Regions from separate parts of the Mus musculus genome. Here all the other regions are linked to region 3. The links are chromatin loops, found by intact Hi-C in ENCODE. Cell type or tissue: heart. All regions are shown on one strand. Region 1 has its middle 10 kb from the start of Gm15521. Region 2 overlaps Ntm (neurotrimin). Region 3 overlaps Ntm (neurotrimin). Region 4 overlaps Opcml (opioid binding protein/cell adhesion molecule-like). Region 5 has its middle 46 kb from the start of Gm15521.

Region 1 (5,000 bases), 440 kb before region 3:
CTGTGCGCCTGTCTTCCCCGGAGCCCTGGCAGCTGCAGGATTATCTATTACCTGAGGGGAGGTGACAGAAGAAAATTACCCAGCCCCAGCCCCATCTGTTGCTGAACACCGTTTATTTCACCTTCACTAATTCACTCGACGTGCCGCTTTCCCTTTGTCTCCGTGTCACCCACCCAAATCTTACATGTCTACGCTCCCGTGTTGCCAGCTGGACATCGCAGCTGTGGGAACAAAGCCTTTGGGTCCCTCCAGTGAGCTGCAGCCCCTCTTGGGTGTCTCCTCTCCTCTCTGAATTGTCATTTCTCCCATAACTGATTAGGGACCGAAGGCAAGACGGGAGAAGCTAGGATGATTGCTTTTACAGCTCGGCTCTGCAGGTAGAGCACATTTCTGTGTTTGGCTTCGTCTCCAGGGACGCGCCTCTCTTAGGAAGAGGTGGGAGAGTATTAATGAAAGATAGCAGACCTGTGTTGCTGTGAGAGCAGCTGTAGACACTGGGCTCACTCTCTGGCATTCATATTATCCTCAGGTGCTTGGTCATTGGTCACCGCCCAACTTCCGGTTTCTCATACTGAGAGTAGATCCACCGCCTGCCCTCATCTCAGCTCCTGGGACTCGTGTAATGATTAAATGAGATAGTATTGCATTTCAGTGAATAATGCAGCAGCCGGCTCATCGAAAGAGAGAATAAAAATATCTTTCTGGTGGCTTGCTTATAATAAATCTATTATGATCGCTCACGGGAGTCACTGTTATCATTGAGCAAATAAAAGCGATCGCGATTACCTTTCCCCCTTGGAGCAGCTGCCATTTTTCAAGGTCTTGGCTACCTAGGATTCTCATACAACATTTATTGAGTTGGTTCTCTATTTTAGCACAGCACCTTGTCTTAGAACTGAGAGATTTGCAAACCGCAAATGAAGTGCGATTTCTGGGTCAGGGAGCACATGGTCTGGTGGGGAAGCCCGCTGCAGAGTAGAAAGCCGGGGCCTTAGGCCTGTGCTGAAAATGGACTAGGAGAGGGAGTTGTCGCACAAGGTCCTCAATGAAAAAAATGACGTGAGCTGGGTTGTACGCTTCTATGAGGAAAGAGCCTTCGGTGGGGAGAAGCCGGGAACTCATTGAATACACATAGCAAGACAGTGGGAGGAAGCCTAGGAGAACTGCAGAGCCCAGAGACCTCCGGAGAGCTGGGGGGCCTCAGGAAGGCTACAGGATCGAAAGCAGCCTGGCCAATCCACCCAAGGACACAGGCAGGGCTCAGAGTGAAGGATGTGGTCAGAGGAGACTTCACAGACGATCATATTTTATTTTGTGCCAAGGACCCAGAGATTCCCTGGAGGACAGTGAAAATCATTAAAGGGTTTTAAGCAAGAATGATAGGATCAACTCCGCTGAGACGATAGCTCAGGGCTGGATGGGACGTGCATAGAGAAACAAGGCCAGTTGACAATAGAGAGGTCCAGAGCCTTAGGGGAGGAAGAGAAAGACAAATTTTATTTTTCTTGGTTTGCGGGCAATTAGCTCCCAGGCCCAGCTCCCTACAGATACCAACGTCCTCGGATGCTCAAGTTTCATATCTGAATAAGTATCCGTGCATATAATTTAAATCAGTGGTTCATGACCTTTTCCCAGGAGTGGCATATCAGATGTCTTGTGTATCAGAGATTTACATTACAATTCATAATCGTATCAAAATTACAGTTATGGAGTAGCAACAAAAATAATTCCATGATTGGGAGTCAACAGAACATGTAGAAGTGTAGTAAAGGGTCACAGCATCAGGAGGGTTGAAAAACACTGCTCTAAATCAGCCCTGTTTTACTTAAAATACGCAGCGCAAAATAATCGTTATGTACTTAAGCTATTTTGTTTACAGAATAACGACGTGGGGAAATACACATGTTCCGTGTTGATATAATTTTTGATATACTTTCAAACTGTGGCCACATGAAGTCACATACTCTGAGCTCATGAATCCAGGGGGAAGGTTATACCTGACGATAAACTTGCTTAGTGCTGAGAGCAAGGGGGCGGGGGCGGGGGAACACCCAGACTAGAGCCAGCCTGGCGCAGTCATGAAATTGCAAGCGGTCGCCACCAGAGGGCAGTAAGAGAAGAGCTGAGATCAGTTCCACCAGACAAGTGGAAGGCAGAACGGCTGATTTAAAAAAATGCAGGCTCTTAATCTGACGCCCCCTAAAAACTGTTCTCAGCCATAGTTAGTCCAAGGATTTTAGTGGTATCCCTCACATGCCACCAATAAAACTCTCTATAGCAAGATCTGTGCTGGGCTTCCATAAGAAGTTTTATCTAGGCTGGCCACTCATGTGTGGTTTAGTGGCTATGTTATTGTAGTTGCCTTGTGAGGAAGTGCTGGAGATCGAAGAGACAGCTCAGTAAGACTTTGTGAAATATGGCTTTATAAGAAACCTTTTGTGCACATGTGTGCCCAGTCTACCATCTCACCGTAGGCAGCACCATGGAAATGCAGTTCACAGGAGTTAGGTGCCTTGCCACATGATGACTGAGTTGGCATTGGTGCATGAGCAAGAGATCTTTTGACTATTGCTCACCAAACCGTCTCCATCTCCCTTGTACTTTAAAGTGGGGCGTTCATCCCACGGGCAGCAAATCTGGGAATATTGAGTGTGTATGGGAAGCCAGGCTTGTACTTATTTATAGAACCACAGAGGCCAGCACAAACCCCAGGTCAGATGTAGAACACAAAAGCGCTGGTGGTAACTGAGGTGTTTGCATGGGTGTGGACCTCTTGACCCTTCAGATGCCCTCACAAGTTTGACTGTTATCCCAATTGCAAATGAGGAAGCCCTTTCAGACAGGTTGGCTCCCTCCCTCCTCACAGCTGCAAAGCTGCTTCCCAGGACCTTACTGCCCCACTCCTGCCCTGAGGTCAGTGGGAGCCATGATATATGTGCTCAGTGCAACAGGAGGGTTGAAGTTCATGAGAAACGCTGAATTGTGTCCCAGAGACATCAACCTCAAATTGATCCGATAAGAGACTAGTTTTTCCAACAGAAAAATCTTGTTGATACAATAAAGTCTGTGATATTCCAGAGCCAAGGCGATGGCAGCTTCCCTGGGGACAGTGACTATTTGGGACAAAAAGAAACCATTGGCCTCAGAGGGACAGACAAATAGCTTGAGCTATAAGAACTGTTGTGACAATGTCTCCGGCCCCTGCTCGCTTCAGGCAAATGAGAATGACACACTGGAGTTTCATCCACTCAGGAGAGAGGAATGGAAGCCCGGAGCAACTGGGGAAAACAGGGTGCAAACTCAGTTATTTTGAATGGAGGTCTCCTAGCTTCCTAAATTATCATTGCCTGGAAGATAACACTGTACCAACAGGGTTCCAGGCTGCTCTCTAAGGAAGCAAGCATGCTAAATTAATACCAGACTTCCATTCACTCCACATGCTTGGATCCCAGTGTAACATTGTGCTTCTGTTTGGCATATGAATGTGGATGCTTTCAGTCATCTGTATACATTGGTTTCTCTTTTTTCCTATAGAATTAGACCCCAGCCAATTTGACCCTTGCCCTCCACTCAGCTTCTTGGAGCCTTGTTCTCCCGTGTGATAAATGATATCTTCTCCTTACCTGACAGCTTTGAGAATGGAAAGGATTGGTACCAATGATAGCAATTAGCTCCCATGGTGGCACACGTTAGAGCCAAGTAAATAGTGTATTTTCTTTCCTCTTGCTTCACCTTCGTGTGGCAAACAGGTACGCTGACACGAGCACACACACGGTAAATCACCAACTTGGCCAATAAATCTATGCTAAGTCAGAGTTAACTTAGAAAATCAACACGGCACAGAGGCTTTTAGAGGGCTGACATTCCTCAGGTTATGGAAAACAATAATAATAAATCTCAAGGAATGTCACCTTGCCCCTGGCACTGAAGACAAGAAGCTGAAAACCTTAGTGGAATAGCCTTGAGGATGTGGAGCGCACGGCCGGGAGGGGCAGCTCTTAGAGGAGCTGAGCTAGGGCAGGTGAACGTGTGTGAAGCTGTCAGGCCCCATGCTGGCCTGGCTAATTCCTCAGATTTCACTGTGGAGAGAAGCTCTCAGGGAAGATGGCAGCAGACATGATAGATACAGAGATCAACAGCTTTGAAAGTTTAGAATAAGCTAGAAAATATAGCCAATCAGCCCAGAACCAGGCAGACATTGCTTCTTCAGGCCTCTCACCACGGGTGTGTGGCTGATGCTGGGTTACTATGGCTGCATCCAAATGCCACTCTAGATGGTTTTTGCATATTGGCTGTTACTAAGATTTTCATGCTTATTTCTGAAAGTCATTATTTATTCTTCATCTCATTGAATATGATTACTCAACTCCCTTTGGAAAGAACCCAGTGGGCTTGTGTTGGGTTTTCTCTCTCTTAAAAGTTATTTCTTCTGTCAGTGGTTCTCGGTTCCTTCCCCATACCTACCTTCTGTCTCTAACTTGTTCTTCCTTGATAATGCTTGCCTGTTTATTAAGCTTCTTCCACTTTTATGATGCTATTGTTCAGTTCCCAAGGTTTGGAGTTGGAAGACTCCACTTTCTTTTAATGTCTTTTGATGTAGGATGTGTTTGATTCTTGCTCTTTGAATATTTCAAGGTAATATTTTCCCCATAGTTTTAGTTACAGTTTGGATAAGAAGCACTCCATAAAAGTTACAGGTATTCAAATCTTGGCCATCAACTAGTAGAGTTTTGGGGGAGTCCTGGAAACTTTAGGGGTGGAACAAGAGTGAGATAGACTTGGCCCCACAGTGACCTCCAGAGCAGCTTAGCAACAGAATGAGACCTTGTCTCCAGAAAATGAAAACTAGAATATTTAGAAGGCAGGGTTTTGCTGAGGGTAGTGAGTGAGAGTGAACCCTGGGTACCACTTATTCCAGACTTCTCTCTGTTTTGGTGTCTACTTCTTGACCATCATGTCTCATGATATCCCAGAAACCCACAGTTAAATTTGTGAGGCAA
Region 2 (5,000 bases), 210 kb before region 3:
TCCCAAAGCAGGGATCTGGCTTGGTGTGGATGCCCTCGCACTACCCGTGCCATTGAGAGTTGCCACAGGGTCTGGACTCTGCAAAAAAAAAAAACCTCTTTTCCTGAGCCTGGATTTTACTAACGTTTTTTTCCTGGGTTGTCTGTTCCATGATACGGTGGGCAGAGGCAGATGTGATTTCCTGTCTGAATGTGGCTTTTGGACACTGGTACCATGGACTGTGATTTGTCTGTGGAGAATGCCTTCTACACGAGTGGACCGTGCTCTGATTGTTATGCATGCTCACCAAAGCAGCATGTACAAAACTTGGCACTCAGCAAACCCTAAGCTTTAGTGTTGTGTTGGGTCGGTTCTGGGGTTGAGGGTTGCAAGCTCTGGGGAGGAGGAGGAGAAGAATCTTAGCTACATTTTGTGCTAAGTGGGGCAAGACTGTCTCCCTCGCGATATTGCTACTGAAGCACTGACTCCATTTCCAGTTGATAAAACCACACCACTCACAGGAGGGCTACACGCCGGATGATTGTAATGGGAAATTCTCATCTCTGGAATTTTTAAGGGAGCAAGCAACTCTCCGTACCTCTCCTTGACTTAGTGTGTCCTTTTTAATAAAGTTTTAAAAACTGGCCAATGGTACTGACTGCAGGCAACAGGAAACTATTTTCATCCTCTAACGTGGAGATTCTTGGGAAATGAACCTTGGCCTTGGTGCCAAATGTCCTGGTTCCATCAGTGATGAGCTTGGAGTACCTGTGGACTGTGCACAGGGTACCCACAGGACAGACGATCTTGGGGAGTGAGTGCTGATATTACAGAGTTGAGTTGTGAGGACATTTTCAAAAAATACACGTGATTTAAAGAAACCACACAAGGGGCTGCAAACATCCCCAAATCCTTTGTCTTTGAGGACCTAACTCTTATGACTCCAAGGAACTCCTGGTTACTTATTGTCACATGAATGAACTTTGTAGGGACTACTTTAGATTAAGATGAACTATCTGGTTTTAAATATGCATCGGTTCCAGACTTCTTCAAAACAAAGACAAACCTCTAAACAATATAGTCAAGAAAATTTAGTGTTCTGTAGATGCCCCCTCTGACCCTAATCCTTGGCTACAGGGAGCAGACCTCCAGGGACAAAATAGAGACACTATCTATGGTGGATTGTTTTAGATACACATAGACACCTATCCACACACAGAACAGTGACAAAAGAGAAAAGAAGTTGGTCAGTGACCTAGAGATCTGAAGCTATCAATAGACCTCCACAGTGACTCTCACATTCTAAGGGAAGCAAGGGGATTGGAGTGACCAAAATGTCACCCCAGGACAGCAGTAGTCCCATAGTTCAGGAGGATATGGCCTTTTGAGAGTGACTGTATCCAGCAGGTGCCAGGGCCCTGGACTTGTTTCTAACAGGGCATTATTATGTATTGACTGCTTTGCTCTTGCCGTAGTCTCTTTCAGACACCAGCGTTTGTTTACAGTTTCGCAGACAGTTCACACAGTGGTCTTGTTTGAACACAAACAACACTATGAGGATATGGGTGAGGCTGCTTCCCTATATATACATCAGGATGGTCACCATCTAAGCTATGCTGTGTCAGGCCAAAAGACCGAATATCTTTGCGACTTTCAGGAGGGTGGACGTCTCAGTGGATGGAACCCTAAAACTGAGGGATGAGATGATCCAGGGTCTTCTTTCTGATCAAGAAATAGGGGCTGAAGTCCTCTGCTCACATGGAAGGCCACCCTGCAGCAAGACTGCAGTTCCCCTCATGACCAGCAGAGGGCTTTCTGCGCTGGTTACTTTTTATTTGGCTTTGTTCTCATCAGTATTATCCTGGAGGTCTTTTGTAGTCCTTAAAGAGAATAAATGTCTCAGCAACAAATTCTACTTTGTAGAAACTTTAAAAGTTTATCTAATTATCTCTAGTGATCTTTCTGGAGATACTAGGAAACAACCGCACTGGCAATCTGTACAGAGTTGCAGGCCTTTCTAAACTTTCCATCTTGGTGAGATCACATGACACAGAATTTTAAACTAAATATCCCAGTGTTGTTGAGAAGTCGCCTTGTATTAGGGAATACTAAAGTGCTTTATATAATATCCTATCTGTCATTCAACCTCCTAACATTATAAGTGAATTCTAATAATAATCATTATGAAGTTGCTACTATTATCACATTTTACAGATGAGAAAACGGAGGCATTGGCATGAAGAATTAGCCTCTCTTGGAGAATTTTACTGTTAAATGAGGAGATGGCTTTACTGTTAACGTGCTTGCTTTGTTCGGAATTCCTGATGGATCCCTAGTCTAACCTCTCCTCTCGCAGGAAAAAAAAATTATTTGATGAAGGTGGAATAGCTAGGAATTTTTGAACTGGGTCTAGCAGGAGGTTAACTAATGATGATGTTAGTAAGTTGAGTAGTATTATCACTTATTGACCAGCCTCTATAGTACTATGAACTATTACAGTTAATCTTCCCTACTCTCTGAAATTCATTTAATTATCTCCCATTTTATGGATGAGAGAGTTGAGACTCAAAGAGCATCATTTATCTGAACTCCCAGCAGTAGCAAGCAACAGAACTAGACCATGTACATTGAGATTTCCCAAGACTTATCAGGGCCCAATAAACACCGTGTCTTCCTACTTCCCCAGTGGGGATTAATGTCTGCCATCATTTTCTTCTTTGTAGTGTTGTGTAACTGTCTTTCTGAGTGGCCTGAGTGTATTATGGGAGAGCAAAGATCACACCTTTTAACGTCATGAGCTCCCTCACTAAACAGATGAGTTAAAAACAAAACAAAACACTCTTCACGCCTTCCCGGATTTCTCTGACTTTCTTTTGTATGTTAACAGTGATCAAACAATAAAGATTTATTGTGTGGTTCTCTCAGGAAAGGTGCAAAGCCAAGAGATGAAGTGTGGAAGGAGTCCTGGGTGCACTCACCAGGGCCAGCCTGTGAACAAGATAATCCAGATTAATACATGGGGCTAGGATGGCAACAGGGGAGGCTCTGAGCACAGTGCCCCCTGGTGGAGGGAGGCTCTCAGTGGTTAGGACTGAGAACAAGTAGAGATGGTACTAAGTAGCTCAGAACCCAAGATGGCTACTGGGCTAGTCAAGCTCAAGTACAAACCTTGAGGAAACATCAGAATGCCACTCAATGGCTCTGCCCAGTGAGGAACCTTCCACTAATAAAACAGCTACTACAAAAGTGAACTATTTCCTGGGTATGGGAGCAAGCCAGAGACTGTCTCTGCTCCCTGTCTTGTGTCTAGAGTTGTAGTGGCTCAACCATCATGTTTTTTCGTGGATGAGTTAAAGATAGAAAGTCTGACTTAATGTACAAGATTAAGGCTGAGTTTTTATATTGCAACACCATAAAGTACCACAGAAGATTGTGGTAGATCTAGAGATTCCCCTTCCAGATGTAGAAAACTGGGTTCTTTATGGGTCTCTGATAGTTCCTGAGATACTCTGAGGGTCCTGGAAGGCAGAACTATGTCTTCCTTGGGTGTTTATCCCAGTGTTTAGCATATGGCTTTGCCCAAGGGCTTTACTTTGGTTGTCCTTACTACTAAGAATAATGCTATCCACAGTTATTTCTGATTTTGCCCCAATTCAAATGTCAACCCCCGCCCCCCCAGCGCCTTAGTGTTTTCACATTGGCTTACCAGAGTGGCAGCTTTCTCCTGAGCACTCATCTCTGTCTGAAGTCATTCCATTCTTTTGTTTGGTTACCTTCTTCTCTAGTACAGTGAGTTTCTTGGGGTTAGGTAAACCCTCTGGCTTATTTAGCATATTGGCATTCACCAGTGTCTTTGCTACAGCAAGTGATCAACACAGTACCTGTACGAATGATTGAAGAAGTGTGTGTCTGAGATCACTCCCCTCCCCACTCCCCTGTCTCTCTTTACCTTGTGTCCCTTGACCTGGGGTGTCCTCGGTCTACCATCACAGTTGCCCTGGTCACATGTGATGTAGGGTAGTTCCTGAGGAGTTACTTGTGTGCTGGTTCCAAATACATGCCATCTGTTGAGCTGAGGTCTCCCTGAGCTGCACACAGATGGGCTGTGCTGGGAGTTTGTTCCTTATTTGAGATCTGTGCCTTCCTCTCTGGCAGGCCACTTTACTACCCAGTCTTCCAATCTTTGGGGGAAATGTTCCTGATGCTGTGCCAGATGTACCTTAGAGAAAGTAGCCTACTTAAGATGAGGAGGAGGGCAGAAAAACATCCCCTTCCCAGCATCTATTTTTAGAGTCCCCTGGCAGCAGTTGTCTCATAGTGGGACTATTGATCCCTGCTTATGGGTTCCCTCCTTCCGAATAGCAATGCCACGAAGGAAGCCTGCCTGGGCTTCCTTCCTTGCCCCCTCTCAGAGATGCTGACTGTGCTCCCCTGAGGAACAACTCAGGCATCCAGCCTGTCTACCATGGCTCTAAGGAACATGGGCAAATGCTCCCTTGCATGGAAGTTTCTAGAATTATGCTGAGCCCACTGAGGAGCTGGAAACCAACATGGGAAACATGAAAACTCAACTAACTATGGGACAGAAGGGAGGATGTATTGGGTTTTACTGGAACCCAAAAGGGTACAGAGAGGCAACCCAGTTTTCAGTCTCTCTTCCATTTACCAGAAGTACTCTGTAGAAATAGTTATCGAAGGACACACAACATTTTGAAGTGTGGAAGAATTACAGGGACCGTGAAGGTCAGCCACATGGTTTTACGTGTAGTGAAGGTGATGACAATCAGTCTTGCTCCAGTGTGAGAAAAATACATCCAGCATGACCTCCAATCTCTGCCTCTGGGCTCACCAGGCTGTATGTGCCTAAAGGAAAGTGGCTTTGCCCACTGAATAATAAACCATTCTGAAGATCTATTGGGTGTGCCTCTGATACAACTGGTTTATTGAGTCACTATGTTCTCAGTTCTTACCTAACTCTGCTTTCTTTGGACCAACGCACAGTGTTACATGACAGTTCTGAT
Region 3 (5,000 bases):
TAAGCAGAGGACCTGATGTGCATGTGACTTGTAGCCATTCTTTCTTGGGAAGAAGTAGGAGGCTCTTTGGCCTCTAATCCCTCCAACCAGACATGTCCCATGTACATGAGATAAGCCAATCAACAAGTGGGTTGAGGATGTGCCCTGAACCCAGCTGCCATGAACTTCATCTGAGTCACAGCAAAAACCATCCTGACATGAAGGAATTGACAAATTGGGTGAACAATCAAGAACAACCTATGAGACACAACTGAGAACCTCTAATGCAGTCACATCTCAGCTCATGACGATGAGTTAAAGTCCTCAATTAAAATGAAATAAAATGGAATAAAATATGAAAGGAAAGGAAAGGAAAGGAAAGGAAAGGAAAGGAAAGGAAAGGAAAGGAAAGGAAAGAAAAGAAAAAAAGAAAAACCTCCTTTAAGTGCATTTCTTTTTCTGGTTCCCCACTGGCCCAGCTCCCAAGACCGACAGATCAGCAGGTACAGACGTACAGAACACCCTGCTATGGAGGATGGATCTTCAGAAAGACATTGCTAAAGTAGAAGCCCAACTCTGAAATTTAGTGACTATGTGACCTTAGGCAATTTATTAGGCTTCTGTTTGTTCACATACAACATAGAGATATTTTTGATAACTGCCACACAGCAAGTAAAACATCTTGTGTGAAGGGGTTAGCGTGGTGCCTGGTTCATGCTGATGACAGTGACATACTGTTATTTTGCCTTCCTCATTTCTTTCAGTTAATGACCCTCTGGCCTTAAGTTTCAATCTGGGCTTCTCAGTGGCTGCTCCTTCCAGTGGGCTCACAGCTCTGGCAGGTGTAACCCACCAGTGGTCCTGTGAGAACATTTGTGGCTTTTTAGCCTTTCCCCAGTGGAGAGTGATTCTCTCTATCTCCTAGATCTAGGCTCAGGGCTGCTGTCTGGGACATCATCCATACCTCCATGCTATGTTCCTAGGGGTATTTCAAAGGCTCTCTGTGAGAACATCTTATGATGTGTCCCGGTTTGTTGTTACAGCTCTATATTACCCCAATTCTTCCTAAATCTTCCCAGCCACTCAGATGACGTCACTCCATTCTATTCATCAGTAAAAGCTGTGAAACTTCTTTTAAATATTAGTGGAAAGAGATTAGTAAAGCACAGGCACTTAAAAAAGGTCCATAACTGTGGCTGATGTACATTGCAAACCAGAAAGCACCATCTTCCTATGACATCTTATCTGTCCTCTTCATCTTTTATTTCACTGGCGTGCTGGTTGATGCACATTAAGCATATATACCCCTACAACATTCTGTGAGATGATTTTAGTGAATAGATTTGTGCATGTGTTCTATGATGCCCAAGAAACCTGGACTAAATTATGCCCACATAATTTACTATTGAGGTGTATAGGGATAGGAAAGAGTATAGTGAGTGTGTGTGTGTGTGTGTGTGTGTGTGTGTGTGTGTGTGTGTGTGTGTGTGTAAGAGATAGGGGAGGAGGAAGAGTAGAAGGAACAGGAGAAGAGGAAGATTGTCTTCGGTTCTGACAGGGCTGGAGTGTACCAGCTGTTGGTAGAAGGCATCATCGTTTGTCTGTGAGTTCCTTGAGTCCAAGCACACACTCTTGTGTAATGTAGGGGAACAGAGACCGAGAATGAGCTGGTGTCTGGCTACTTGGTTATGTCAGAGAACGCTTGTGATGGAAAAATAAAACAAAACTAACCAACAGATGATTCTGTATCCATTCTTTTCTAGTCCAAAAGAGCCTGATGGGTTTGCTTTCCCACAGGGTTGGTTTAAGAACATTGGACAGTATCAGGGAGGGTAATGTGATTTTTTTTTTCCAGTCCAGCTGTGGAGTCAGTTCTTGATGAAGCCATGTGATTGGCATGTGGTACATACCATGGAATCCTGCTGGGGGTGATGACAGATGCTGGTGCCTGTTATTATTATGGTTTGGGAAGGTATTTTTTTTTTTTTTTGTTGCTCCTCCATCATCCTCTTCTCTCTGATAAACGAAGGCTGAGCTATTGTGGAACATAGGCAATAGCTCTGGAAATCAAAGCTCACACCACTGCTGGCACCTTGCCAGAACTCTGGAGTTATCTTCTGGGATGGCAGCAGGCAGCTGCTGTCATTCTCCCCCAGGAGTTATTTTGGGGCTTACTTTTATTTCTCCCAAGACAAGGGGAACTGGAGCAGGTGGCCAAGACAATGAAAAGCAAGGAAGGGCTAGAATGGGGACGCCTGGGGTAGAGGCCTGCAGAGGGCCAGTGGGAGACAGAAGTGGGAAGCCTGGGAAAGGCCTTCCAAGCAGGCCTTCTACTTTGTTGGCTATGAGCTTAAAGCCTGGCTCCTCCAGCCGTTCCTCTTGTGTTATGAGAGATGCTCTTGATGATCTGTAAAAGGCAGTCTGATTTATAAATACACCAAGAAGATTCAAGCACCTTTTCTTTGACATGTTGGGAAACTGAGGCACAACATACCAGTGACATTTTAACCCTGCTCCTTTTCAGGTCCTATTGTTGGCTAGTTGTCTTGTTCCGGAAGTTGTGGGAAGTGTTTCCCTACTTCCTGTATAAGGAGAATTTGTTGATGGCTTTGCTTTTATGGTCCCCTCCTGCAGATATCCTCCCGACTGCACACAACCCCACAAAGCTCCTAAGCCTGGGTCTCATGGGTTGACTCTGCCCTCTGGTGGATCAAAAGGTGCTGTATGAGGTAGAAAGGGAACTCCTTCCAGAAATACATATCCTGGCAGGCTTCCCAGAACAGTCTTTGGTTAAAGCAACCCGAACCCTAAATGAATACAGCTCAATATGCTTGTGATGTGTTAATAACCCGATAAGCTGGTTAGAACGTGCTACCAAGTGGACCTATTGCCCGTGTAACCACTTCTCACCTCCATGCCGCTGAGCAGGGATCAACCATGTGGGACCCCAGAGTCATACAGACAATACTGACCTCCCAGCTAATGAGAAGTCCCGAGCCCCCCTAACGCAGGTCCCCAGTGACATCTGCATCGTGCAAGCATGCCCTTTGCCCGCCTTTTTAATGACTTTCTATTTTGTTTTACAACCTGCAATCTGCCGCATGTCCTGGTCAACAGTGTCTATTTTTTCTGCTGTTGCCTGTGCTCTGGATGCTTTTATGGGCATTGATTTCCTTTGCTGGTTCCCCAAAGAGGTACTTTTCCTTGAGCCAGAGAGGCATTCCAGCGGATTATGGTGTCTGCCACTCTGTACTCCAATTTATTGCTCTCCTGGATTTTATTCTCTCTCATACTTGCAGCCAAGTCTCATTCATTCCATTTTCTTGGATAAGCAGAATGGGACAAAGTTGCTATTAATAGGAGAAAGAATGTCATGCCAGAAGGCTGAGCGATGTCTGAGTTTATAATCCTTATGTTCCAGAGGCTAGCTCTCCTCTTAGATCTAACCTAGATCTAGCCTTCTCTGTCCAGGTAGAGGAGTGGACCTCGTCATGGTTTATAATCTTTCCAGGCACGTTTGGACAAAAGATATCTCTTTAGTTGGCCATCCATCCTCCACCTTAGGGTAATCAGTTTGCTTTGGCAGAAGAAAGTCTGTCTAGGATAGATTGTACAGGGCAGAGGGCTGCCTGGGGAGGACGTGGGGAGGAAGAGTTCAGGCAAGCAATCACCTCTTCCTCCTGTGAGAGTGGCTGCTTCTTACTCTTCTTAGATAACAAGCTATGTGCATCTCATTGAGAATGCTCTATGAGTCTCAGTGTTTTTTTTTTTTTTTATTACATTGACAAACAAGTTTACTAATCATTTATCACAAATTAAGTAGAAACACAATTTCTAAACAGTGTCTTTCAGATAATAAATGTCTTTTGAATGTGCATATGTAATGTTACCACTCAGCTGTTGCTAGCCCTGCCTACTCTATCAGTAAGGTTTGAGAAACTGAACACGTACTTCTGAGAGTATCAATCAGATGTGGCTTCTGTAGGATCAGTACTTAGCATACTGTAACCTGTCTCCAGGCTATATAAATGAACACTTCCTTCAGTCAGGAGAGGGGTCACCAAGGCTCTTCTAGTGTTCATAATTATGGGCTTAGAGTTAAGTAACCACTGATACTTGGTAGGAAATCATGTAGGAATTCACATCTGGTAAGGAGAGAAATCACTGAGGACACTATGGGAACTTCTCCTTGGGGACAACTGATGTTATTGAACCCAGAAGGTCATCAGATGGAGATGTCTTTCACAAAATGTTTTTCGCAAGGTTTAGTTTAAAAAGAGAGCTGCCATGGGCATGAAGGCCATATTTGCCCATATATTCCTGACAAAGTGCTTAGAGGTAGCTGCATGAGAAGTAAGCAGCCTTACCACGGTACATGAAGGAGAAGTTCAGTAGAGTGCCTCTGCTTATGTAGGTGTTGTTACTGTTGAGTCCCTAGGACAACTTTCTAACCAACTTAACGGACAGTTTTCAATGCCTTACTTACGCATTGATCTACAATACCTGTTTTATTCTGGATCAGGTGACAAAAGGCCAGTCATGAGGTCCTTCGAGCTAGTCCATCCTGGTTGTTCCCACATGAGTTCTTGTATCAGAACAGACCTAACACCTTAGCCTTTAGGTTGTAATTATCATTTTCAGATGAAATAGATGATTATGATCAGACAGAACTTATAAATACAGAATGAGGCATGGCACTCCCCACTCTAGTCAGAAAGCCAGCAAATGTTAATTAATCAATTAACATGCTATTAATCCTAGGCTCACTATCTGCTGTGCTTCCAGGCTGTGGCAAGACTTGTTAGGAAATGGAAGTTAGAATTTGGTTGCTAATATTATCATTTTTCTTCAGGCATACACACCACACCACTGGCTCCATCCAACAGCCATTTAAAATTGGAACTCCTGTATGTGCCTGTGTTAGGACAAGAAAAATGAATCTAGACTGCAGAAGTGCAAAGCACACAGTCTCAGTGATAAGGATACCTGCTTGGGTCAGCATCTTCACAAGCCTATTCCCT
Region 4 (5,000 bases), 940 kb after region 3:
TGGCCCTTGTTCACCTAAGTCTCACGGGTCCTGGCTCTTTGGATATAGGTCAAGTCAATATCAATGCCATTATGTGCGTCTTCTCTCTTAGACCCTGACTGATTAGGTATGAGAAGAAGCACAGCACAATTAAATTTACAAATGATAGCCTCTCGTAAAACAGGGGTTTAGATTTCTTCTTGCTTCTGGCATTTGTTTCCAGGATCAAGTAAAGGGTTTGGATAAAATCCTGGGCCCAAAGTGCCACAACCTCTGTAGTTACTACATCTCTATTCCATGCTTCTCCACAGATGAGGTCTCCTGACCTCGCACATAGTCTCCATGTAACTAAGACCTAGGATAGAGCTAACAGCATCCCAGAAGGCATAGCCACCTCTCCTGGATGCTCTCCCAAGTCACAGATGGAGAACCTAGAACAACCACTTCACTAAACCAGCAGCTATCTTCATCAGAATCTAAATTATCTGTCCACGTGCTCAGTCCTTGCCCTGCATCAAAGAAACTCTTTTAGCAACAGACAGAGACCATTACAGAAAAGCACTACCAATCAAAATGCAGAGTTGTGGAGCCCAGTGAATAAATCTAAACACAACTAAAGCTCAGGGGTCATTGTGAAAGAAGAGGCACAGTTACAGGGAGTTTGCTGTAAGATTATGTCTCTTATGAATGTCTCCTATGCTCATAAAGTGTCACCAATGTGACTGCCTAAATACAGGCTGAACAAGGACAACAACAGACATGCCAAAGGAGACAGAGACGGGGTTGGGGGAGGGCAAAAGGACTCAACCCTACATAGAGAACTTGGGCAGCTAAAGCATGCTGAGAGTGGGAGAAATAGTACACACACACACACACACACACACACACACACACACACACATACATGTAACAACAATTAATGAAAAAGGAAGCTACAGATTTCAAAGAACAAACAGGAGTTATGGCAGCATTTAGGAGGTGGAAATGAAAGAGGGGAGTGATGTTATTATATTATAATCTCAAAAATGAAAGGAAGAATTGTAAATTAGTCTATAAGCATTAATCACAGTGGCAAGGGTTCTAGTATGTGATGGATAACTTGTGTCATGCAAAGAAAGCAAGAGATCAAAAAGCAGTTTGTGCTCTTAGGCCTTTCTTCTCCAGGCCTCTATTCTCCCTTCCTCAAACCAAGAATGCTGGACAAATTCACATTGTGTCCAAAAGGAGAAAGGCCACAGAACATGTACAAAAGGCCTTGTAAAGCTGTGTCTCATGGGGCCTGCAGGATTCTCACAGTGTTGATGTTGTCTGCCCTGTGGGGCACCTCTGTAGGAAAACACATGTTGTCAGGCACTCGTGGTGTCTGTGGCTCTTACTTTTCTGATGTGAGCTTTTCTTCAGTCTCTTTCTCAAGCAACACTTCCCTCCTCCCTCCTCCCTCCTCCCTCCTCCTCCTCCTCTTCCTCCTCCTCCTCCTCTTCCTCCTCCTCTTCCTCCTCTTTCTCCTCCTCCAGCACCACCACCACTACCACCCCTGAAACCACCACTACCACCACTGGCCCAGTGTTTTCTATCTATTAATATAGGACATATCTTCAAGGCAGTTCCTGCATTGAGAAGAATTTCCTAGATGTTTTTTATCAGACAAGCTGTAAACAGGTTTGCTGGCTTGAACGTGTCAGTCAGGGCAAGGGCTGAAAGATAAAGGCACCTCATTTGGGGCTTGCTGTGGGGAACAAAACACAAAGAAGCAAAGAGTCCTGGTTTCATTAAAGAGTAGAGGGAAGATAGGTGGAGAGTGGGGACACGGCACTGGCTCACTCTGCAGGGCTGTGTAGTTGAAAGGGCAGAAAAGCAGTCAGGGATGGGCGGCCTCTAAACTGCAGAAAAAGATGCACTGCCTGCTCCATCTCTTAGCTCATTTCTGGAGATTTGGCGCCATCTGGTGGTTATGATTTGGTACTGTAACTCACCCTTCCCTCTCAGCTTCCTGTTGCAAGTGAGTTCTTTCACAGTGATCATGGAATGTCACAGTCTATTAGCAAAACAACTCAGAGCACAGTGTTGGTGGGCCCCTCCTTCCTAGAAGGCAGTCGCCCTCTGTTCCTTCAAGCTATGCCAAGAGCTGTCCTGTGGCGAAAGAACAAGAAGTCAGCCACTGATGTGAAGTCACTCTGGGCTAGATCTTACCACATGCTGTGTTTCAGAGACCTGTTACTGAGAGGCCATGACCCTGAAATAGCCTCTCTACATCCTAAACTGCCCCTGGGAGGGAGAGAGCCTGTATGCCATGCCATGGGCATAGTACCCGAGACCCTTTCCTGAACTCTCCCCATAACTGCTTCTTATGGAAAAAAGATGAACGGGACATTGAGGCACTTGGGAAAAGTGATTTGAGGGAGATGCCTAGAAGGGCAAGCTAGAGTTTTTCTCTGCAGCCTCTGCAGGTGCATTGCTTGGTGTGGACTCAGTAGAGTGTGTAAGCCGGGCTTCATTCATTCACTCTTAGAGGTTCATTCATTTCTTAGAAGGCTACTATGTACTGACAATGAGACTTTGAACAAAATAGACCCAGATTCCGGCTGTGGACTTAATATTATGGCCACAAGGATAAAGCAGTTACCAAGAAGCCTAAGTAGAAGACAAAACTACTTAACTGTTGTAACAAGGACCATGTAAGTAAAGAATAGAGGTGGGACCGGGCGGTGGTGGCGCACACCTTTAATCCCAGCAGTTGGGAGGCAGAGGCAGTCAGATTTCTGAGTTCAAGGCCAGCCTGGTCTACAAAGTGAGTTCCAGGGCTACACAGAGAAACCCTGTCTCAAAAACAAAACAAAACAAAACAAAACAAAACAAAACAAAACAAAACAAAACAAAACGAAATGAAAGAATAGAGGTGGGTATTTGTCCAGGGTTAGGGGAGACTGCATTGATGATGAAACATTCCTGCATAAGGGCCACTGAGAGGACCCTGTGGCATCACCTGGAGAGAAAGAGCAGAGAAAAATACTTAAGTCTGCTACTTGAGAGCCGGTGACCCCACCATCTTGCTGGAGCTGAGCAGGCAGGAGTTAGCTATGGGAGGGTAGGACTGCATAGTTTCTTTTTTTTTTTTTTTTTTTTTTTAAGATTTATTTATTACATGTAAGTACACTGTAGCTGTCTTCAGACACACCAGAAGAGGGCGTCAGATCTCGTTACAGATGGTTGTGAGCCACCATGTGGTTGCTGGGATTTGAACTCTGGACCTTCGGAAGAGCAGTCGGGTGCTCTTACCCACTGAGCCATCTCACCAGCCCCAGACTGCATAGTTTCAAAATCTGACCCTTGAAGAGTCTGGGGCAGGTCTGGATTGGGTCCCATGGTATTGAGCAAATCTAGCACTGGTGCATCTAAATTCCATTCAGGAGCCCACCAGGCCAAGCCAGTGGGAAGGGACCAGAGCTTGGGGAGGAAGCACATTGCTGCCGTCACCATAAATGAACCCTTGCTTGTGTCCCTGGGAGATCTGAATCCCACCGATCCTTGCAAGGTGGGTCATCTACAGGGCACTGTCCCCAGTTGAGGGTGGCCGAGAGCGAGAGCTCAAGCCAAGGGCTGTACACAGTGGCTGCACACATGTTCCCTCTCCTGGGCAGATGGAGCATGGCAAGCTGAGGGTCACTCCTCCATGGTGCTTGGATTTCAGGGTTTTGAAAGATTAATCCGGAATATTTGCATATACATAAGAGGCATTCTCAGGACAGAACCCAAGTCTATGCACAACATTTATTTATGTTTTCTATATGCCTTGGACATACAGCCAGGAGCTAATTTATGCATTGTGTCTAATAATTCTATGTATAAAACACAGTTTCAGGGATTAGAATTTTCTACCTACCGGTAGAATCCTGTGAGTACTCAGAAATCTCCAGGCATCTGGGATGAGCTCAACTTCTATATCTTTCCCCTGGTACCAAAGTAGAACCCGTCTCTCTTATTTACAAGTGATAACCTCCACATGAGGCTGGGTGCTCTATGACCGACTCACACCTGCCTGCAGTCTCCCCAAACAGGTTTCTGTGGTCCTGGTCCACCTGCTCCCCCTAAGTGTCCTTCTGCAAGCACAGAATGCTTCAAGCAGATCACTGGATAGGGTGTGGTGGGTTTGTAGGGGTTTACTTGGGTCTTGTCAGCCCTATTGAGCACAGCTCCAGGAGCACATGAAGGGTACTTCTCCATTCCCACCCAGCCTCATCTCTCCCCATCACAGACAAAGCATCTCCAGGCCCTCCTGCAGCAATTGTTCACTTGCCTCTTGGAAGTCTGCTTGCCTCGCTCAGCCTTTTCTTTTTTTCTCTGACTATATTCCCTCTCTCCAAACAGAGCACGTGCTGCTTGAAGGGAAGCCCTTTCTCTTTGGGCAGAAGAAACACAAGGGACACAAAGGCTATGACACCTCAGCTGTCTCAGAGCCCTGTCTCCCATGGCCACTGTAGGACAGTCTGAGATCCTGGCCATGGTGAATGAGGACAGAAACAGGATCCCTGATGGGCTCAATCCTCCATCATATCCTTGGCTGTTCCCTGTGGCAAGTAAATCAATTTCATAACCTGTTCAGAAACGGGGACTTTAACCCATAGCCAGTGCCCAGATAGTGCAAATATTCTTTGCCCATTTAAAGCCAGGGATCTGAAAGAGGCTTTGAATGTATCCAGTATAGCCTCCTGACTCTTTCATAAGCAAGCCTGGAATTATCAAGGAACAAAAGGATGGCGGAATTTCAACTTCTTTCCCAGGGGAACAAGCCTGTAGGTAGGAGAGAGGCATAATTATGTGCTAATCTGATTCCACATTTCACCAGGTCACCCACTAAGATACAAAAACAGTAAAGTGATTCCTAGCTGTTGTGAATTCACCTTTCTATGCCCAAAGTACAGCTTGGCCCAGGGGCCAGGTACAAGGACTTATGCCTTGAAGCCTCCCCTGCTGTCTTATTAATCCATTGTAGTGTCCTGGTTCCTTGTCTCTTCAGAACAAGA
Region 5 (5,000 bases), 380 kb before region 3:
AGGAAACATTCTCATTGCTTAAACTGTGTTCTCTTCCCCCTTCTGCTGCTACCAGTAACATTCCAGCTGATGGGAAGTGAGGGGAGCCAGGGTTTCCACCCAGTGCCCTCAGGCAATATCATCCATCTCTTGGGATACATTGTATGCCCTATTTGGGGCTCTTCATATCCGCCCACCCCTATGAATAATTGGAAGGACATGGAAGTGGCTATGGTAGAGAACAAGAATAACAAAACCTCTTCCCTTAGAAGGTGACTTTCAGGGCAGGCAAGATTTAATTTATTTCTTTGTGGCAACCATCAGGGACAGATATCTTTCACAGAGTTGGTTGGGGACATTTCTTGCATGCTGGCAGGACTTGGATACATGCTGCTCTTTTTCAACTCCAGGAAAGGGAACCATTGCCCCATGGGGAGTACTCCATCGATGTGTACAACCTGTACAGGAGGATATGATGTAGCCAAATTGGTGTAGGGGAAGTTTTACTGACAGCAAAGGAGGGAGCTGCAAAGAGAAAATTGACGGATGCTCATCAATGCATTTGCTCATTATGTACCCAGGCCCTAAGCCTGCCTTACTTCATCCTTATACTATAATTTTCCAGATCAAGATGAGCATGAAGCACAGTCTCTCTCCTCCTTTACAATTTGCAGTTTTGGGTTATGCTCAGATGGAGAGAACTGTAAGTACGCAGGCATTAATAAGCCTATGCATTTAAATAACCTTTATCTTCCAAGGAGCCCAGCACTTTATAAATGATGGGACATTGCCTCTCTCTCTCTCTCTCTCTCTCTCTCTCTCTCTCTCTCTCTCTCCTGACTTCAACCTTTGGGATTCTTCACATTCTTACAAAACTTTCAACTACACGCTTATCCTTCCCAAGCTCCCTATACCACAGGAGCCCCACACGAGGAGCCCCAGAGCAATGAGATCCGTAAGTTATAACAACAAATTGGTGAAACAGCAGAAAAGAGTCAGACATCTAGAGCAGAGGTCTCAATTCTCCACTTTCTCATGTGCTGCAGTGTCTTAGCCCTGTCGCTCACTCTGGGAAACTCCAATTGAGATAAAAATATTTAACCTGTAGAGCCGTGATGAGAGTTTCAAAGAGATGCCTATTTTATGATAAAGCATTAAACAGATAGACAAGGATCTTATAAACATTTCTCGGAAGGCACCGTGTCCCCTAGGAACAGTTTACTTTTTATATTAATATGCCAGAGGGAAACTAAGGCACAGATGGAAAATGTATTTTTTTTCCTAGTACAATATATAAACTAACAACTATGGCAACTACCCGTGCAGTCAGTCTCTCCTGTGAGTTTACGCCTGGCTCATTGAGATGCTGGTAGAATAGCTAATGAGCTCTCCGCTCAGTATCTTGGCTGCACTTTCCCTGTGGATCTACCCCTCCTCCTGGGCTTTGCCTGTGAAATCTATCCTGCCTTCCAGTCTTTGGTACAGATACATGTGCCTGTGTTCTGTGACCCACCGCACCCCCACCCTCACCCCTACCCCCAGTCTTCCTCCCAGTCATTTTCTCTTTGCTACTCAGGCCACTGACATCACCACGAAATTTTCCTGATTCCCTAATAAATGCAGAACTTTGAACTGGGGCCCCACCTCTGTCTCCTTCTTTAACCCCAAATCACCCTCTGCATCCTTCCCAGGGCAAACTAATCATGCCGCTTCCCAATATAGAACAAGTGTATGAAACTACACAGCCTGTGGCATAATCACAAGCCTTTTGTTGAGTGTCTGTGGGTGAGGAGACACTGAGCGTGTGAATGTGAATCTGTGGTAGACACCCTTGTGCCTCCGTGCACAGTTGTGTGAGTATGTGGGCGTGTTCATGTGAAGGCTGAAGTTGACATCAGGTGTCTTTCTAAATTGTTTCTCTACTAATGTTTATTGGAGCAGGGTCTCATACTGAGCCCAGGGACCTCCAATTTCTGCTAGAATAGATAGCCAGCTTACCCCAGGGACTCCTTGTCTCTTCCTCTGCTGGGATTACAGGATGGCCACCATGCCTGCTCAGCTTTGATGTGGGCCCTGGGGATCTGACCTCTGGAATTCATTTCACCCACCAAGCCATCTATTCCAACAGTAAGGATTTTAATCAGGAGATAGGGGGCTCTATTTCATCTGGCCTACCAAACAGCAGCTTATCACCAGTTCTGCCTCTCAGTGCAACTTTGAGAAGTACCATGGGAATTTTTTGGAAAGCCCCCTGCAACTTCTCATATCCTTGCCATCGACATCCTGTCTCTTTTGCATAGAACCCCTTCCCTATGTTTCTCTACCTGGCAAGCTCCTAGTTATCCTGTAATGTCAGGCATGCCTTCACAAGACACAGCCAACAGATTACCTCATGTCATCGTGATTAATGATGGGCCTCTCCAGTATACTGGCTGCCAAGGCAGCTTCTGGCACTTGGCGCTTCACACGGCGACGCTAACTTTGCCTGATACATCTTTCTTAGAAGATCCCAGTGATCGGATTGAAGAAGTTCCGATGATAATGTACATGTACGAGCAAGGTGCTACAAGCTGAATTCATTCGGTATTTGTGTTACAGCAAATTCATAGTCATTCAAGCTCTGTCAAGGGTTTACTGTGGTGAAGATACTGTAGTCGATCCTAGGTAATTCGAGGGCGTGAGACTTCTCAGTAGAGCTATCAGGGAAAGAGACTGTTGCAGGTGTCAAGTTCTGGATTTGATGTCCTAGATATTCTCCATATACACACCTAAATGAGGACACCAGCTTGTTAGGCATTCACCAGTACGAGAGCCAACAAATGCAGCCATGGAGGAGTCTGAGCAGCAGGGGGCAGTGCAGCAAAGCAGAGACCTAAATCAGGAGCTCTCTTGAATTAATATCGGTCAAACTAAACCTTCCCGAGTTATTTGTGAAAATTTACATCCTTGCCTTTGGGGACCAAACTAGATCTATTCATCCTCCTTTTGTGGCTTTGTAAACAGTGTGCCTCCTGTGACCTGCTACCCTCTCCCTGATACCTCTTTCTCTGCCAAGCGAGGCCCTGAGAGCATTGCACAACCGCTCATATGACTTTCTGGGTTGAAAATGTCTCCAGCTGAGTGCAAAATCATCTGAAAAGCAAATCAGACAGAGGAACATTTTCTCTCTCTCTCTCTCTCTCTCTCTCTCTCTCCCTCTCTCTCTCCCTCCCTCCCTCCCTCCCTCCCTCCCTCCCTCCCTCCCTCCCTCCTTCCCTCCCTTCCTTCTTCTCACTTACTTGAGACTCTGCTTGTATGGGGATCAGAGCACCATGTGGGAGTGGCAATAGCATAAAGTCACTGAGTCCTTGGCTTAGCTTTTCTTGGGTTTCTCTCTGGCCTGCATCTCTGTTTTGTTTGGACATGGGGCAGGGAGTAAGGGAAACCACAGAATAGTGTGTGTCGTCAGGATTTTGACACACAGCACTGCACATAGCTATCAAGCATGCTTTGGACACCAGAGTCCATCAAGAGTTAGCTATTACAGTGCAGTGGCCATTGAAGAAAGTAGAAAGGGCAACACAACTGTGCTTCCTGATGAATTTGCTCTGAATAGCCCAGCATCAAGAGTCTTGAAATAGTCAAAATGGCCTGGGCTCAAGGACTGCTCAGACTTAGCTCTGTTCATAACTCAGGAGCTACCTACCTAAGAATGAAGCCTTAGGCAAACTAGATTGTTTCAGCCCAGGTTGCTAGGAGATAGTAAGAGGTTGATGCCCACCTCCTTCACCAGGGTGGCTGTGAGGACGATGGAAGTTGTTCTGTGCCTGTCAAAGAGTGAGCATCTGAAAGGGCAAGACTGAGTAATTGTGTTCACGTCTAGCATTTGTAGAATTCACAGTGATAGAAATTATTTATTCTCTGTGCACTAATTTGAGTATTTGAGACCTTAGACTGGCATCTTTAATGTTTCCTCCCTCTCCATCTAGACCCCTATATTGATACTGTGGCACTTAGGGTCATGAGACTTCTCAGCAGCTCCATGGTGCCGAGGGTGAATTTTCAGTGTCTTCATAGCTCTGATGGTTAGAGGATTTCTGGTAGAGTCGTGTTCCCATTCATGTCTGGTGAAGAAATGCAGGTGAAATGGCCAACCAGCAACCACAGAGCCCTTACTCTTAAGAGCTCTGAGCTCTTAAGCTCAGTGAGTCCAGGTAGTAAAGCAGTGAACACTAGTCCCCATGCAACAGAAGGAAAGCAATAGTCGCCAATGTGTTTCCATTTTACCACCAAAGTGTCTTCTAAAAAGTCAGCCTTGGCGTTGCTTCTTGGTTTTGCTTCTCTGAGATATAGTCTCATGCAGTAGCCAGGTGGCCCTCCCCCCGCAGCCTCCAGAGCACTGGGATATAGACGCATAGGCATGCACCACCGCTCCTAGCCTTTCATTCATTTCAGGACATCTTTCACTTTCTTTTGTGACTCTAGGTATTTCCAGCTGTGTTCCATTCCATAGCAGGTTCACTCAAGCTGGACAATGCATGATCTGTACCTCAGTTGTCCTCAGTGTCCAGGCAGGGTCACTTAAGGCACAGTGTTAAGTCATATGCTTATTGCCATGTGCTCGTGCATTTTTACTGTCAGGAAAAATACAACTGAGATCACAAGCTCATCCCCTATCATGCCTGCCCAGCATGCCTCTGTTGCCATACACTGTTTTCCTTAATCTTGTCCTCTCTCTACCTCATGTCTCCACCAAGCCACTTGCTTGAACCGGAGACCAGGAGCCTCCTGCCAGCCACTACTGACACTATACTCCTGCTGTTGAAGGGAGGTCACCTTACTTTATCTTGATGCTACCTCCACATTTAATCTTGAGTTTCTGTTTTCCCTACTGTGAATCCAGGAAAGCCTGTGCTTTTCAGTGGCAGCAGTGGCCTCTAGTTAACACCTTCTCCTCATCACTGGAACCCAGGGGAGAAGCTGAGTGTTTGTCTGCCGTTGGGTCAACACCCTTTGCCCATCGGTGAGTGCCAGGCTACTGG

Evidence for each region. A loop is a pair of places that touch in the nucleus more often than their neighbours do. Peaks named below come from ENCODE experiments on the same cell type or tissue, not always from the same donor. Only the 100,000 strongest peaks of a DNase experiment are listed, where the experiment ranks them.
Region 1: a loop joins it to region 3, with 7 times the contacts of the local background. A loop is called at or near these places in 6 of 42 quality-filtered maps.
Region 2: it touches region 3 in a loop (9-fold over the local background); 11 of 42 quality-filtered maps call a loop at or near these places.
Region 4: it touches region 3 in a loop (4-fold over the local background); 4 of 42 quality-filtered maps call a loop at or near these places.
Region 5: a loop joins it to region 3, with 3 times the contacts of the local background. A loop is called at or near these places in 4 of 42 quality-filtered maps.

The regions. Positions count from the first base shown.
Region 1 is chr9:29,640,560-29,645,559 of GRCm38, reverse strand. It overlaps a transcript of Ntm not described here. Among named protein-coding and RNA genes, the nearest start is that of Gm15521, 10 kb to the right of the region's middle. In heart, a CTCF peak has its summit at 2,098 (motif pointing right); no DNase peak of the experiment used is centred here; H3K27me3 peaks cover 468 bases.
Region 2 is chr9:29,406,192-29,411,191 of GRCm38, reverse strand. All of the region lies in intron 1 of Ntm (neurotrimin), which reads left to right. Among named protein-coding and RNA genes, the nearest start is that of Ntm, 4.0 kb to the left of the region's middle. In heart, a CTCF peak has its summit at 3,040 (motif pointing left); no DNase peak of the experiment used is centred here; H3K4me3 peaks cover 767 bases; H3K27me3 peaks cover 1,160 bases.
Region 3 is chr9:29,199,544-29,204,543 of GRCm38, reverse strand. The region is part of intron 1 of Ntm (neurotrimin); the gene reads left to right. Among named protein-coding and RNA genes, the nearest start is that of Gm15520, 170 kb to the right of the region's middle. In heart, a CTCF peak has its summit at 2,681 (motif pointing left); no DNase peak of the experiment used is centred here; H3K27ac peaks cover 469 bases.
Region 4 is chr9:28,258,499-28,263,498 of GRCm38, reverse strand. All of the region lies in intron 1 of Opcml (opioid binding protein/cell adhesion molecule-like), which reads right to left. Among named protein-coding and RNA genes, the nearest start is that of Gm39313, 140 kb to the left of the region's middle. In heart, a CTCF peak has its summit at 1,932 (motif pointing left); no DNase peak of the experiment used is centred here.
Region 5 is chr9:29,583,974-29,588,973 of GRCm38, reverse strand. It overlaps a transcript of Ntm not described here. Among named protein-coding and RNA genes, the nearest start is that of Gm15521, 46 kb to the left of the region's middle. In heart, a CTCF peak has its summit at 2,825 (motif pointing right); no DNase peak of the experiment used is centred here.